Regions from separate parts of the Homo sapiens genome. Here regions 1 and 3 are each linked to region 2. A link is a contact called in ENCODE Hi-C or POLR2A ChIA-PET data. All regions are on one chromosome and are shown on one strand. The core of a region is the stretch at or near the end of the contact, and the rest is flanking DNA. Distances in the headings are between cores, read along the strand shown.

Region 1 (4,800 bases), core at 929-3,428, 640 kb before region 2:
CTGAATTCCTCCAGGAAAGGAGAGTTTCCCCCTTTGGGAGTGACACTTGGAATGTCCCTCATTATACTGAGCTGAAATCCATCTCCTCATGCCCACCCAGCATTAGTCCTACTTTTCCTCCCCTTTGAGGACACAGAACAAATCTAACCCCTTATCATCCATCCTCCCATCCACATGTTTATTCCTCCACTTCTTCAAAACGCCTTCCCTAAATTACATCCAGGCTTTCTCCAGCCTCTTCACCTTTGCACCAAAAATGCTGTGCTCCATCCTGGTGTCTCTTGTAAGTCCCTTAGGATCCATCAAGCCTTGGAACAAGTGTTACTGCTTCCTCACCATCCACCCTTCTCAAGAAGATAGGGACTTCCTCCTCCAGGCCCACAGAACTCTGACAATTCCACCATTGCACTTCAAATACTGAATGGCAAATACTCATTTGCCAAGACTATGAACCCCTGAAAGCAGGGACTATAGCTGATTTTCCCCCACATTCAAGATCCCAGCATGGACCATCCACTTGTTCATCCACAAAGTGAAGATAGGATGGTTCTAGAGCAGAAATGGGTGCTTTGCTCGAATGTGGGTGTGAGGTAGGAGTGGCTCTCAGGAACTGGGGTTGGGGGTGCCAGCTGTCTGGAGACCTGGGGCTGGCAGAGAGCAGAGCAGCTGAGTGGCAGGATGACCCAGAGACCTCCTCAGGTAACAAGGATTCTTCCATTTACCTTGTCTCTAGTAACTCAGTCTGCATGTAGGCAATTGTTTCAGACCCTGGGGGAAGGTCTGACAACAAGCCACTTGCACCCTGCGGAATTTTCTTTAAACGTAGTTGAACAGAACTCATCAAGGTGACTTAACCTCTTCATTCCCATTAGCCTCTTTCATTTCAAAAAAAAAAAAAAAAAAAAAAACCTCATTCTGCTGAGTAGAGCAGAGTGGGCTTCTTTTCTCAGATAGAGAGAGCAAGCATGTCCATGTCCATGTCAAGGTTAAGATTCCCACTCCAAGTGGAAATCAGTAGCTATCTCTGTGATTAATGAGTCCTTTGGGGAAACATGACCTTTGGGGACTTTCCCAGCACCATGGTGACTAAAGAATCAGAGACAACCTGTCTTCAGATGACTATCCAACAATTCCTGCAACAATGAGTTGCCCTCCAGGCTGGTGTTAGCAGTGGAACCTGAACTGCTAGATGCCTTCCTGGGAGGAATGAGGAAGGATCAGAAGTAGTCTAAGCTGCTAAACTCTTCCCAGACACTTCACAGTGCTCTGAATGTGGTCTGGGGCCTGGGTGGTGGTGGGATGGCTCCAGAACTTGGGGGAGAAATGAATTCACTTGTCCACTCACTTGTATGTCCCTTCATTCACTCAACAGACATTAACTGCAGACTTACTATGTGTCAGGCACAGTATAATGCTGAGGGGCCTTCATGATAAATAAAGCTTGTCCATGTTGTCAAAGAGTTCTCGGGCCTGCAGGGAGACAAGACAGCTCCTCAAATTAATCTGATGTGGAAAATGAGAGGCCAGGGAGGTCCAGCTAAAAGATTTCGGTGGGATGTAGCTCGGTGGGACTTTGAGGTGGGAATGATGCCCTTCACTGGGGCCATCTCCATGGAGGGGTAAGTATCAGTGTGACATCAAGGCTGGTACCTGGAGACATCCCGGGATAAACATGAAGGTGCTTCAGGAGACCATGTATGCAAAGGCCTGGAAATGGGCAGGCGTGGGGTTTGAGGGCGAATGAGGAGCACTGGGGGCGTGGCAGGGAGAGGTAAGAGAGACAGATGAGAACAGGATAGGTACCAGGCCAAGGAACTCACACTCCATTCAGCAGAACAGGGGCAGAGCCCCGAAGGCTTCAGGGAGGGCAATGATATAATCACATTTGCATTTCATAGAAGTTTCTCTATCTGTGTTTTATGGGATGGGTTTGGGGTGGGAATGAGACCCCAGGCACATGGCCTGTGGGGAGTCTGTTGCAAGAGCCCAGGTGAGCACTTAAGAGTCCAAGCGGTGCTTCTCAGAAAAAGTAAAGCTAGAGCCTCAAACTACCCCAAGCTTCACCTCAATTAGGAGAGGTGTGACTGCAACATGATAAATAAGATCATTTCATGCTGTTTGCCAAGACCTTTCCAGGAAGGAAGATCTCAGCTTTCACCAGCCCGGTGAGCCAACCTTACACAACCCTGATGCAGCCCTGCCCTGAAGTAAGCTCCATAATCCAACCCCAATGCACTGCCCCCTCTTCCGGCAGTTGCTTAAAACATATATTTTAGAAAGCCCCGTGTCATGGATTTTGACACTCCAATTACCAAAGTGACAGCAGGACTGAAACAACTGGTTTCTCAAGTCCTATTGCCCCTTGGGGCTCTGACCTGAAACAGTTTCTCTATCCTAAGACGACAATCAGTCCCTGGATGATTAGATCACCCCTGTCTTCAGAGATCCACTCCCAGACACAGGAGACAGGGAAAGGGAGCCCCTGAGCGACAGCCAGCTGGCCTCCATCCTGAGTGTCCCACGGAATGCAGAGTCCCAACTAAACACAGAGCACCGCTATTGGTGCTGGCTCAAAACAACTACATCTAGGCTTTCCTTTTCTGCATGAGTTCTCCCACTCTTGCCCACGTACCCAAAATTGCTGCATGCAGACTGTACAGTGAGGAAGGGGTTTGTTGCCAAGACCCGAGGTGAAGAGGAAGAGGAGGGTGGCCACCAGCAGGGGCGGCAGGGGCAGCAGGATTCCAGCATGCAGCCCGCACCTTCAGCATCCCCCGCCTTGACTTGGAGTCTGATCCTCCCTCCTCTCCCCTGCCTCTCCCCCAACCTTTTCCCTCTTGATTTGCCCCCTCTCTTTCTCTCTTTACCTTTTCTACATCCTCTCCCTGAGCTTTTTCTCACTTACTGCCTTCTGCCCTCCTGTCCTCTGTGGTAAAATGCAGTTCTATGTGGCTGAGTGCTTTCAGGGAAGCAACTAGGGGTCATATCTAACCTTTGTGAAGTAACTACGGGTCATATCTAACCAGAAATGGCTCCCTCAAAACACAAGATGTCCCAGTTTCGAGTCTACTCCTCATAATGAAAGGAGACAATCACAAGGGAAAATTGTTGAAGGTCTTGGGGAATCAAGTCTGGAAAAGGTAAGCAAGGGAGCCATGACAGCTGCCTTCAAATATCACCAGGGTCCAGGGAGAGGAGCCCACCCCCGGGGGCAAGGCCTCCAAACCCGCTGTGGTGTGGCTCATTTGCTGCCAGGCCCTCCCACTCTCCCAGCACTGCCTCAAGCATCGCCCTCGCATTCTACTCCAGGTGTTCATTCCCTCTGGTAGGAAACAGCTCCATGCAAAGAAGCCAACATTCATCAGCTATTCAGTCTGCAAATACTCATTGAGTGAGAACTAAATGCAGAGCACTGTTATAGGTGCTGGGTCAACAAAACTGCGTCTAGGGGAGAGTCAGACAAGAGGCAAGTCAAGAAATAGATAGCCCAGATCATTTTAGATGGTGATGAGTTGCACAAAGAAAATAAAGGGGACATGCTAACAGGACTGCTTTGTGGGCCGGCAGCCAGGCAAGGAAGCAACACTGGAAATGAGGCCTGGATGACAAGAAGCCATCTCAACGAAGATTTCACCCCAAACACATTGGAGAGCCTTTGGAGGGTTTTAATCAGGCAGGTGATGTGATATGATGTATCTGGAGGAGAATATTCGGCAGCTGTGTGGAGGGTAGCCTGGAGAACCCCAGAGTAGAAGCATGAGGACCAGTTAGGAGGCTGATGAGCCTGGTCTTATGTCAAATAGTGTGCTAGATTCCCTGCCTTCACAGAGCCCTCAGTCCAGTGGGGGCACAATTACCAGATATTTTCTCTATAATACAATGTTGTGGGCAAAAGACAAGCAAAGGCAGATGATAAGCACAAGATGCCCAGAGAGTACAGAAGGCACTTTTTGCCGTCTTATTGGCTGTGGTGTGGGGGAGGGGGTAGAGGGGAGCCGGGGGGCAGGGGTAGAGGGAAGGAGAGAGAAGGAAAGCTTGCTTGGACTAATGCCCAAGCTGAGTTTTCAGAGGGCAAGAATTGCACTTCCATGTGCCCAGTGCTGTGTTAGGCAATAAAAGAAATCAGAGAAACATAGGAAGTAAGGGCTCTTGCCCTCCAGATTTTTAGTTTGCTTTATCTTAAAACTTGAAAGGCTTCTTGTGTTGGCCAAGTCAAAATGATGAGACCTAGCCATTCTCACATCAGGGGCTTCTGATAGTCATTTTGTTGAGCCCAGATCCTTCTCCTGAGCTCCAAGAGCCTGATGCACAGGCTGGCATGGCTTGGCTTGTGGTGTACTGGAAGCCTGCCTGAAATATCCTCCTGAGGGCAAAGTATTGCACATATAGCACCCAAAAGAGTGTTATTGGTGTCCTTTATCACTCAGTAATGCCTTTGCCCAGACAGCTTTGTCAGGCTCATCATTCCAGCAGCAGCCAGTGAGCAGAAGAGGGAGGTCAGCCCCAAATTGGAAGGGGCCTAAAGTCTACTCTTGATGGAAATACATGAGGAAGATATGAACAGGTGAGCTCCCTGGAGGATGTGACGGTTGAGTCAGGCCATGGTGTATAAGCAGGTGTTCTAGAGCCAGAGAAGGGCCCAGGTAGCCTAGTGTCTGCAACAGAGCAGACACAAAAAAATGTTTGTGAATGAAGGGATGAAAAGGCACTTCAGACAAAGAGAACAAGAGGACAGCAGGAGCAAAACCCAAGAAGTTTCAAAGCCGTGGAGAAACTAGAGACTGTTCTAGAGTGGCTGGA
Region 2 (4,454 bases), core at 637-3,136:
GCTGGAGTGCAGTGGCACAATCACAGTTCACTGCAGCCTTGAACTCCTGGTCTCAAGCAATCCTCCTGCCTCAGCCTCCCGAGTAGCTGGGACCACAGGTCCATGCCACCATGCCCAGGTAATTTTTTTTTTGTACTTTTTTGTTGATACAGAGTTTTGCCTTGTTCCCCAGGCTGGTCTTGAACTCCTGAGCTCAAGGGATCTGCCCACCTCGGCCTCCCAAAGTGCTGGAATTACAAGGCATGGGCCATCATGCCTGGCTGACAACTATTCTTAAATATATAAGTTAAATATAAAATTTAGGTAGTGTTAAGAAAGCTACCTAAAGGTTGTATTTTGGGTAGGTTTGGAAGATTCATGCCTCAACTAGTTTGAGTAATCTTGGTCAAGTGGCTGAATGTTTCCCATTAACTAAACTGTGATAACATCTGTCCCCCCATATCTGTGGGGAATATGTTCCAAGACCCTCAGTGGATGCCACAGATAATATTGAACCCTCTACGTACTATGTTTTCCTTACTGAGTTGAGAACTTCCACTTTTTCACTTAAAGGAAGCACTTTCCAGCTTCTTTTTGGCATACCCGAATTGCAGGCATCACCACTCTTGTGCTTTGGAGCCATTATTAAGTAAAATAAGGGTTACTTGAAACAAGCACTGCACTGTGATACCTTGATACCAGTTGATTTGATAGCAGAGACTGCTACTAAGTGACTAAAGGGCTGATAGTGTATACGGTGTGAACATGCTGGACAAAGAGATGATTCATGGTTGGGGACCAGAGCAGGACAGTGTGAGATTTCCTCATGCTATTTGGAACAGTGCACAATTTAAACTGTTTATTTCAGGAGTTTTTCATTTATTTTTGGACCGTGGTTGACAGTTAAGTGAAATGCGGAAAGCAAAACTGCAGATGGGGGGTACTAATGTAATACATTCTTTCTTCTTTTCCTCTCTAGATTATAAATAGGAATCTCTGATGCTTACCTGCACCCAACTTATCTTTCATAGCCCTCACTACCACTGCCTCACTTTGACTGGTGAGTACACAGGAAATATTGATGAAAACAGGTGATGCCATTTGCTGGAAGGAAGTGAAGTTGACCACTCTTACAGAGTAAATGGCCAGGCCAGGAGTGAGGGGAGAGTGGCTATGGCCAGCGACCACTAGAACTGGGGAGCTGGAGATGACCTTGGAGAAAAGATAAAACCTTTTATTTAAAAGAAGAAAAATCAACTTTGTATCAGTATGTTCCAATCTGAAACATATACAGTACAATAATTGTCAAGATCTGGATTTCTAGCTAGCTAGCCGACAATCAAATCATTTACTTTTTTGTTGTTGTTGAGAGGGAGTCTCGCTCTGTCACCCAGGCTGGAGTGCAGTGGCGCGATCTCAGCTCCCTGCAACCTCTGCCTCCCGGGTTCAAGCAATTTTCCTGCCTCAGCCTCCCGAGTAGCTGGGACTACAGGTGTCCGCCACCACGTCCAGCTAATTTTTGTACTTTTAGTAGAGAAGAGGTTTCACCATGTTGGCCAGGATGGTCTTGATCTGTTGACCTTGTGATCCACCCACTTTGGCCTCCCAAAGTGCTGGGATTACAGGCATGAGCCACCGCGCTCGGCCAATCATTTACTTTTTTTACTCCTTTAGGTATGTTGACAAAGCTTATGACCTAGATTTTGGACTCTGGGAGCCTGCCTGGCATTATGAAGGAGATGGGTTTTCTTCATTTGATTTTGTCATTTCCTATGGTAATTTTTATTAGGTCACTCAGTAACTTCTTTTGCCCTTGAAGTGAGAATGAAAACTATCTTTTCAAATTCCTGATCTCTTGTTCTGTTTTGGTTCAGTTCTTAACATACCTCTAGCTTCCTAAGAACTCTGTCCACTCCCAGTACTCTTATCTCCCCGATATCTTGTTTGTGGCTAAGAACCAATTCTGACTGGTTAATATAAAAGGCTGGGATGAAAGGAATGAGGATTCGTTGCATTCCATTCTTGCTACGTTCACTGACCAGTGTAGCCCACCCATAGACTGAGGTGTCAGCCACACTGAGGGCCTGTAGCAGCTCCTCTGACTGCGGTCGAACCTTGATTATGCAGACATAAACCCCTGGAAAAAAAAGAGGAAAAACTGAGCAGGAAGGTTCAGAGGCTCTATTGAGCCAACTGAATTAGGATAGGAAGGGAAAATTGTGACATGCAAATTCAGCAAAAGAGAAAATGTGAATTTAGTTTTGAGTATTCAATATCAGCACAATATTGGCCACTACGAGGAGGATGCCAAATAAAAAGAAAAATACTCCTAGAGAAACCACAACTAAACTTGTTTTCTGAGAATACCATTCTTTCTTTTTTTTGGAGACAGGGTCTCACTGTGTCGTGCAGGCTAGAGCACAGTGGCGTGATCATGGCATTCTGCAGCCCGACCTCCCAGGCTCTGGCGATCCTCCCACCTCAGCCTCCCGAGTAGCTGGGATTACAGGCATGAGCCACTGTGCCTGGCTAATTTTTGTATTTTTTAGCTGAGGTGGGTGGATCACAAGGTCAAGAGTTCGAGACCAGCCTGGCCAACATGGTGAAACCCCCATCTCTACTAAAAATACGAGGATTAGCCGGGTGTGATGGTGGGTACCTGTAATCCCAGCTACTTGGGAGACTGAGGCAGGGAAATTGCTTGAGATGGACGTTGCAGTGAGCTGAGATCACACCACTGCATTCCAGCTTGGGGACAGAGCAAGACTCCGTCTCAAAAAAAAAAATTATATTTTTTATAGAGAAGGGACTTCATTATGTTGCCCAGGCTGGTCTCAAACTCCTGGGCTCAAGCGATCCTCCTGCCTTGGCCTCCCAAAGTGCTGGGTTTACAGGCGTGAGAAACTGCTCCCTGGCTAAGAATACCATTCTTATTCAACATGTCAGGGAATATTAAATGATATAACACAAGCAGGGCAATTAAGAGCTGGGGATATAGAATGAAGTAGTCAGTGCTGGTGAACTCAGGAAAGGGTTTGTGAAAGACAGACAAGCTTTGAGCATCATTAATAACTTATGTATCAGACCACCTCTTGGTGTCATTATTTTTATCAATGGTAGGAACTGTTTTTCCAGTTACCCATGATTAATCCTTAGCTGTCTTTTTTTTTTTTTTTTAAAGAGACAGAATTTCACACTGTTGCCCAGGCTGGAGTGCAGTGGTGCAATTCTACCTCACTGCAGCCTTAAACTCCTGGGCTCAAGTAATCCTCCCACCTCAGCCTCCCAGGCAGCTAGGACTCCAGGCATGTGCCACCATGCCTGGCTAATTTTTAATTTTTATTTATTGCTATTATTATTATTTTATATATATTTTTGAGACAGAGTCTCGCCCTGTTGCCCAGGCTAGAGTGCAGTGGCGCAATCTCAGCTCACTGCAAGCTCTGCCTCCCAGGTTCACGCCATTCTCCTGCCTCAGCCTCCCAAGTAGCTGGGACTACAGGCGCCTGCCACCACATCCGGCTAATTTTTGTATTTTTAGTAGAGACGAGGTTTTACCTTGTTAGCCAGGATGGTCTCGATCTCCTGACCTCGTGATCCTCCCACCTCAGCCTCCCAAAGTGCTGGGATTACAGGCGTGAGCCACCATGCCTGGACTATTTATTATTTTTGTAGAGACAGAGTCTTGCTCTTGCCCAGGCCGGACTGCAGTGGCACAATCACAACTCACTGAAACCTTGAATTCTTGGGCTCAAGCAATCTTCCTGCCTCAGAGCTAGGGCTACAGGTGCGCGCCACCATGCCTGGCTATTTTATTTTTTGAGAGACAAGGTCTTGCTATGTTGCCCAGGCTGGTTTCAAACTCCTGGGCTCAAGTGATCCTCCCACTTCAGCCTCCTAAAACATTGGGATTATAGGCATGAGCCACTGCACCTGGCCTTAGTTGTCTTTACATCCTTTCCTTCATCCCTATATCCAATCATTTCCAAATCTTGCTTACTCCTTCTCTGAAATGTCTCTGACATCTGCCCCTTCTTAGTATTTCTCTATTAGTCTGGTCTAGACCCTTATCAATGCATGCTTGGATTATTGCAATTGGATAATTATGGATAATTAGTCTGGGCTAGACCCTTACTAGTCTGGTCCAGACCCATTAGTCTGGTCTAGACCCTTATCAATTCATGCTTGCATTATTGCCCCTTCACAGGTATCCTTGCCTGTTTTTTGTTTTTTTTTTTGAGATGGAGTCTCACTCTGTTGCCCAGGCTGGAGTGCAGTGGCGCGATCTTGGCTCACTGCAAACTCCGCCTCCTGGGTTCACGCCATTCTTCTGCCTCAGCCTCCCGAGTAGCTGGGACTACAGGTGCCCACCACCACGCCCGGCTAATTTTTTTGTATTTTTAGTAGAGACGGGGTTTCACCATGTTAGCCAAGATGGTCTCGATCTCCTGACCTCGTGATCCACCTGCCTCAGC
Region 3 (4,528 bases), core at 1,225-3,724, 650 kb before region 2:
AGGTGGCATAACTTCCTTCCATGCCAACTCTGGGAAATCCCCTGGGATAGGCAAGGAGTTGGAAATGTTATCCTTTTCTCATGAGCTGTATCTACACACACAATTGGCGGGGAAAAAAAAAAAACTAGAAATGTATTCAGACACTTCAAAACCACAAAGTCCTCTCTTGTGTGCATTTTACCGAAGCAATGGGGAAGCGTGTGTGAAGAAGGGGTTAGAATTACCTGCACGGCTCAGACCAGTTCCCCCGGGATTGATTTTAGGGACGTGTGCTATGCCCATTCTCCTGTCTGAAGGCCCATGGGGGATGGGCAGGGTGTTGATTGAGACCCTTACCCACAAGGAGCTTTCTCTTATTGACAAGCACAAACCCAAGCCATAGGCTGGACTCTGATTGACATCATAATAACACAAATGTAATCCTTGCTCCTGTTTATTTGCTTTTACTGCCCACGTATTGCTATATCTTCAGGTGCATTATCTCATTTAATCCTCACAGTGAGTTTAGGAAGTCATAACTATCTCAATTTTCAGATGGGAAAATAAGGGTTTATAGAGCTTAATTGCTTGTTTAAAATCATTCCTAGAGGCAGAGCGAGGACTTGAATCCAGGTCTATAGGCTCCAAGTTCTGTGCTCTATGTACAATCTATTCTTTCTCCTTAAGAGAGAGTAGGTTTTGGGGGATTTTTTCGTTTTGTTTTGTTTTTTGTTTGTTTGTTTGTTTGAGACGGACTCTCACTCTGTCACCAGGCTGGAGTGCAGTGGCTCAATCTCGGCTCACTACAACCTCTGCCTCCCGGGTTCAAGCAGTTCTCTCATGCCTCCCTCCCGAGTAGTTGGGACTACAGGAGCGCGCCAGATGGAGTTTCACCATGTTGGCCAGGATGGTCTCGATCTCTTGACCTCCTTATCTGCATGCCTCGGCTTCCCAAAGTGCTGGGATTAGAGGCGTGAGCAACTGCGCCCGGCCAAGAGAGAATGGGTTTGTTTTTGTTTGTTTGTTGGTTTGTTTGTTTTTTGAGACAAGTTCTCGCTCTGTCACCCAGGTTGGAGTGCAGTGGCACGATCTCATCTCACTACAACCTCCATCTCCTGGCTTCAAGCAATTCTCCTACCTCAGCCTCCCTCCTGAGTAGCTGGAACTAGAGGCATGTGCCACCACACCCAGCTAATTTTTGTATTTTTAGTAGAGACGTGGTTTCACCATGTTGGCCAGGATGGTCTCGATCTCTTAACCTCGTGATCTGCCCACCTAGGCCTCCCAAAGTGCTGGGATTACAAGCATAAGCCACCACCCCTGGCCAAGAGAGAGTAGTTTTTTTTGTTGTTGTTTGTTTGTTTTTGAGACAAGTTCTTCCTCTGTCACTCAGGCTGGAGTGCAGTGGTGGGATCTCGGCTCACTGCAGCCTTGAACTCCTCAGGCTCAGATGGACAGTAGGTATTTTTTAATTCCTATTATGAGACTTTAGGATCACCCTTCTCGGTTGCTTTTTGGCCCAGGGAAAGAAAACTTACCCCAGGCCTGGATACCCAGAGCAGAGAAGACAAGAAGCCACGGCAGCATCCCCACGTGGTCCCAGGACACCAATCTGGAGAGTGTGGATGGCAGCCTGAGAGAGACGCTGACAGTTGTTAACATGACCATTCTCAATCTGCAGAGCATCCCAAACCCTGACTGCAGTGGGTGCCATCTGCCTCCTCTACCATCCTGTGGCCTCCTGAGGGCCAGCACCTGCTTCAGTCTTCTCAGGGCCCCCAGCATACAGCAGGTGCTCAGCATCCCTGTCCTATTATTACCCGAGGAACTCAATTTCATCACGTGCCCACGGCGTGCAAGGCTGTGTACACACTTGCACATGCAGTCTTATTTAATTAGTCCTCACACTAATCCTGTCATGTAAGACTGTTAACCCCCATTTTTACAGACAAAGGAAGTAAGATCCAAGAATGGTACAACCGAGAAATCCAGACTCATATGGATGGGTCTTATGCAGAGAATCCCTTCCCAGCTGGGAATATGCCAGATGAGGGAGATATAGGAGTAGGAGGGGTTCCTAGTTCTAGGGCAGAGGAAATCCAATCCTTAACACTCTTTCTGGTGGATTCCAGTCCCTTTGCTGGAAGAGGGCTTCTGAAGAAGAAACACATACTCAACTCACAGATATCTGTGGGTCCTGTGCTGTCCCAGCCCAGCAGGTCAGGGTGCAGTCAGCTTGCCCCTGATTGGCCAGCAGCTCCTTCCCTTCCAGACTTGGCCTCCAGGCCCTGCCCTTCTTCACCAACTGGCGCCTTCTCCTCCAGCCTTCACTCTCCCTAGCCCTAGAGGGCACTCCCTCCCTGGGAATGGAGCACTCGGGCTCTAGCTTCCCAGAGAGAAGAGAGCCCAGGATCCCTAACAAAAGATGGGGAGAAGGGAAGACAGAGGGCAAGGCTCTGAGCCAGCTCCTTTCACAGCACCTGGAGAAATGCAAGTGGGACCAGACTCAGGCTGAGAGCACCTGGGGACCCGCCCTGTGAATAAGCCCAGGTAGCTCCTCCCTGGGAAAGGGCAAGATTGCCCAACACTCCCGAGAGCTCGTCCTCAGCCCCAACCTGGGAAAGCCTGCAGGGCCTGAGGGTTGTGTCTGCAACATCTAGAAACTTCCTGCCTGTGAAGTTCTGCTCCAGGAGCCTGAAGACTGTGGATTGAAGTCACTCACCAACACCACCTTTTACCAGGGTCATGAGCAGGGTCAGGATGGACAGAGAGAAACTGGGAGGTACAATCTCAGGAAACAGCTCACGATGCCTAATTCTGCCCCAATAGCTTACATGTCTGCCCATCATCCTCCCGCCTGCCACTCCCCACCGTCGGCATCAAGCTGCCACCTACCACAGAAAGCCTCCCACAAACCAAGAATCTCCAGCTCCTCGCCATGTTCCAGTTGTCACCTAATCTCATTCCACATTCTGCAACCTGGACTTACAGCCCTTGAGTCTTCACAGAGGAAACTCTGCATGACACTTTCCAAGAACGCAGTAGGATGCAGTCTCCACGGGGACCTGCAGAGCCTCTCATGTCCCGGAGGGTGGGGCAGCCTCCCTAGACACTTAGGAAGTGCCCTGAATCCAGAACAGTTGCTCTCAGTGAGCTGCAGTCCCACTCTCAGACTGGGCTCCCCAGGAGCGCTCTCTGGATGGGGCCCATTGAGCATGCGCCAGGTCTACCTGGCATTCATCCCAGTCATGCACCCAGACCCAGGCTGGAGCTGTGTGATGAGCAGGGGCTGCTGAGCTCTGTCCTGGGGTGAGGGTGAATGTGGGGCAGAGCCAGAGACAGAGATGAAGGAGACCAAGAACTGCAGCCTGGGACCAGCACTGTAGGGACCCTGGTAGTTTCCCCAGCCTGGCAACATGCTGTTTCTCCATGCCTTTTGCTGGCCGCCCATCCTAAATAAGTAGAACAGTTCTCAAAATGAGAAGGTTTCTGGGCTTGCATCCGGGGCACCAAGGACTTGAGGAGACTCGGTTCCCCTTTTTGGAGCGGCTTGGGGAGGGGAAGCCCAAGAAGAGATTGGGTGGTGGCTGCCAAAGGGGACCAACAGATTCTCTGCCCCATCCAGAGACCAACAGATTCTTGAGGACTAACAGACTGAGGGCTGTCCGGGACGAGGGCATCGGGAGGGAGGAAGAGAGCAGTGTGGGTTGTCCCTCTCTGATTCTGTGAACTCAGAATCCCGAGAGGACCTCCTAAGTCCTAAATTATCTGGCCCCCAGCCCCATCTCACTCCACGCTGCCAGAGCAGGCTCCCAGTGCTCTCTGCCCCACCTCCCACCATCTCAAGACCCTTCCCAAGTGCCCAGCCTCGCTCCCCACCTGCGCCCAGAGGCTCCACTTCAGCCTGGCATCTTTGGAAAGGGCTCCGTGACTAGTTGGGACTGGTAGAGGCTCAGAGTCTCTCTTCTCCATTCTAGCACCTGAATGAATTGTAATTATAATCTCCTCAAGAGCAGTTCCCAAGTCTATCTCTTTACCTGCCTTTAATACTATCATTATTTATATTTACATTTTTTTGTCCTCTGTCTTAAGCCTCCCTCCAGCTGTGAATTTCACAGAAGTGGGAATTTACTTTATTCTGTAGTCTCAGGGTTTAGCTTAGTGTCTGGCATAATGCTGACACATGTTAGAAACTCAATAAGCATTTGTCAGATAAAGAAGGAAGGAAGGGAGGGAGGGAGGGAGGGAGAGAGAGAGAGGGAGAGAGAGAGAAAGAAAGAAAGAAAGGAAAGAAAGAAAGAAAAAAGAAAGAAAGAAAGAGAGAAAGAAAGAAAGAAAGAAAGAAAGAAAAAAGAAAGAAAGAAAGAGAGAAAGAAAGAAAGACTTAAACAGGACACTCTTTTAAAAGGTGTCAAAAGAAGAAATGGAAAGGAAAAGCAAGCCAGCACACCGACCTGCCTCAAATAATGCATACCTTCAAGTACCTAAGGCAGTGGTTCTCAAAAAGTGGCCCAGGGGAAACTGGGGGACCCCAAGACCCCTTGGGGGG

The links. A loop is a pair of places that touch in the nucleus more often than their neighbours do. ChIA-PET counts read pairs that join two places held with the same protein, here RNA polymerase II (POLR2A). Pooled maps may share reads with other maps.
Region 1: a map of aorta shows a loop between it and region 2 (6-fold over the local background). The contact joins two enhancer-like sites. A Hi-C loop is called at or near these places in 1 of 168 maps with a recorded cell type or tissue (aorta) and 4 of 50 pooled maps. POLR2A ChIA-PET finds 5 or more read pairs at or near these places in 1 of 52 experiments (WTC11).
Region 3: a pooled map of ovary shows a loop between it and region 2 (4-fold over the local background). The contact joins the promoter of PGLYRP4 here to the enhancer-like site in region 2. A Hi-C loop is called at or near these places in 10 of 50 pooled maps. POLR2A ChIA-PET finds 5 or more read pairs at or near these places in 2 of 52 experiments (CD4-positive, alpha-beta T cell and WTC11).

What each region holds. Positions count from the first base shown.
Region 1 is chr1:153,363,218-153,368,017 of GRCh38, forward strand. No RefSeq gene overlaps it. Among named protein-coding and RNA genes, the nearest start is that of S100A9, 7.8 kb to the left of the region's middle. Within about 2 kb of position 2,179, at least 4 of the 41 ENCODE cell types and tissues checked have a DNase peak (open chromatin) inside an H3K27ac peak, as active enhancers do.
Region 2 is chr1:153,999,870-154,004,323 of GRCh38, forward strand. It overlaps NUP210L (nucleoporin 210 like), which reads right to left. Exons shown (of 40, transcript NM_207308.3): 36 at 1,866-2,116; 37 at 987-1,191. Among named protein-coding and RNA genes, the nearest start is that of RPS27, 11 kb to the left of the region's middle. Within about 2 kb of position 1,887, at least 2 of the 41 ENCODE cell types and tissues checked have a DNase peak (open chromatin) inside an H3K27ac peak, as active enhancers do.
Region 3 is chr1:153,346,367-153,350,894 of GRCh38, forward strand. It overlaps PGLYRP4 (peptidoglycan recognition protein 4), which reads right to left and starts at 2,475. Exons shown (of 9, transcript NM_020393.4): 1 at 2,162-2,475; 2 at 1,518-1,612. The coding sequence starts at 1,566.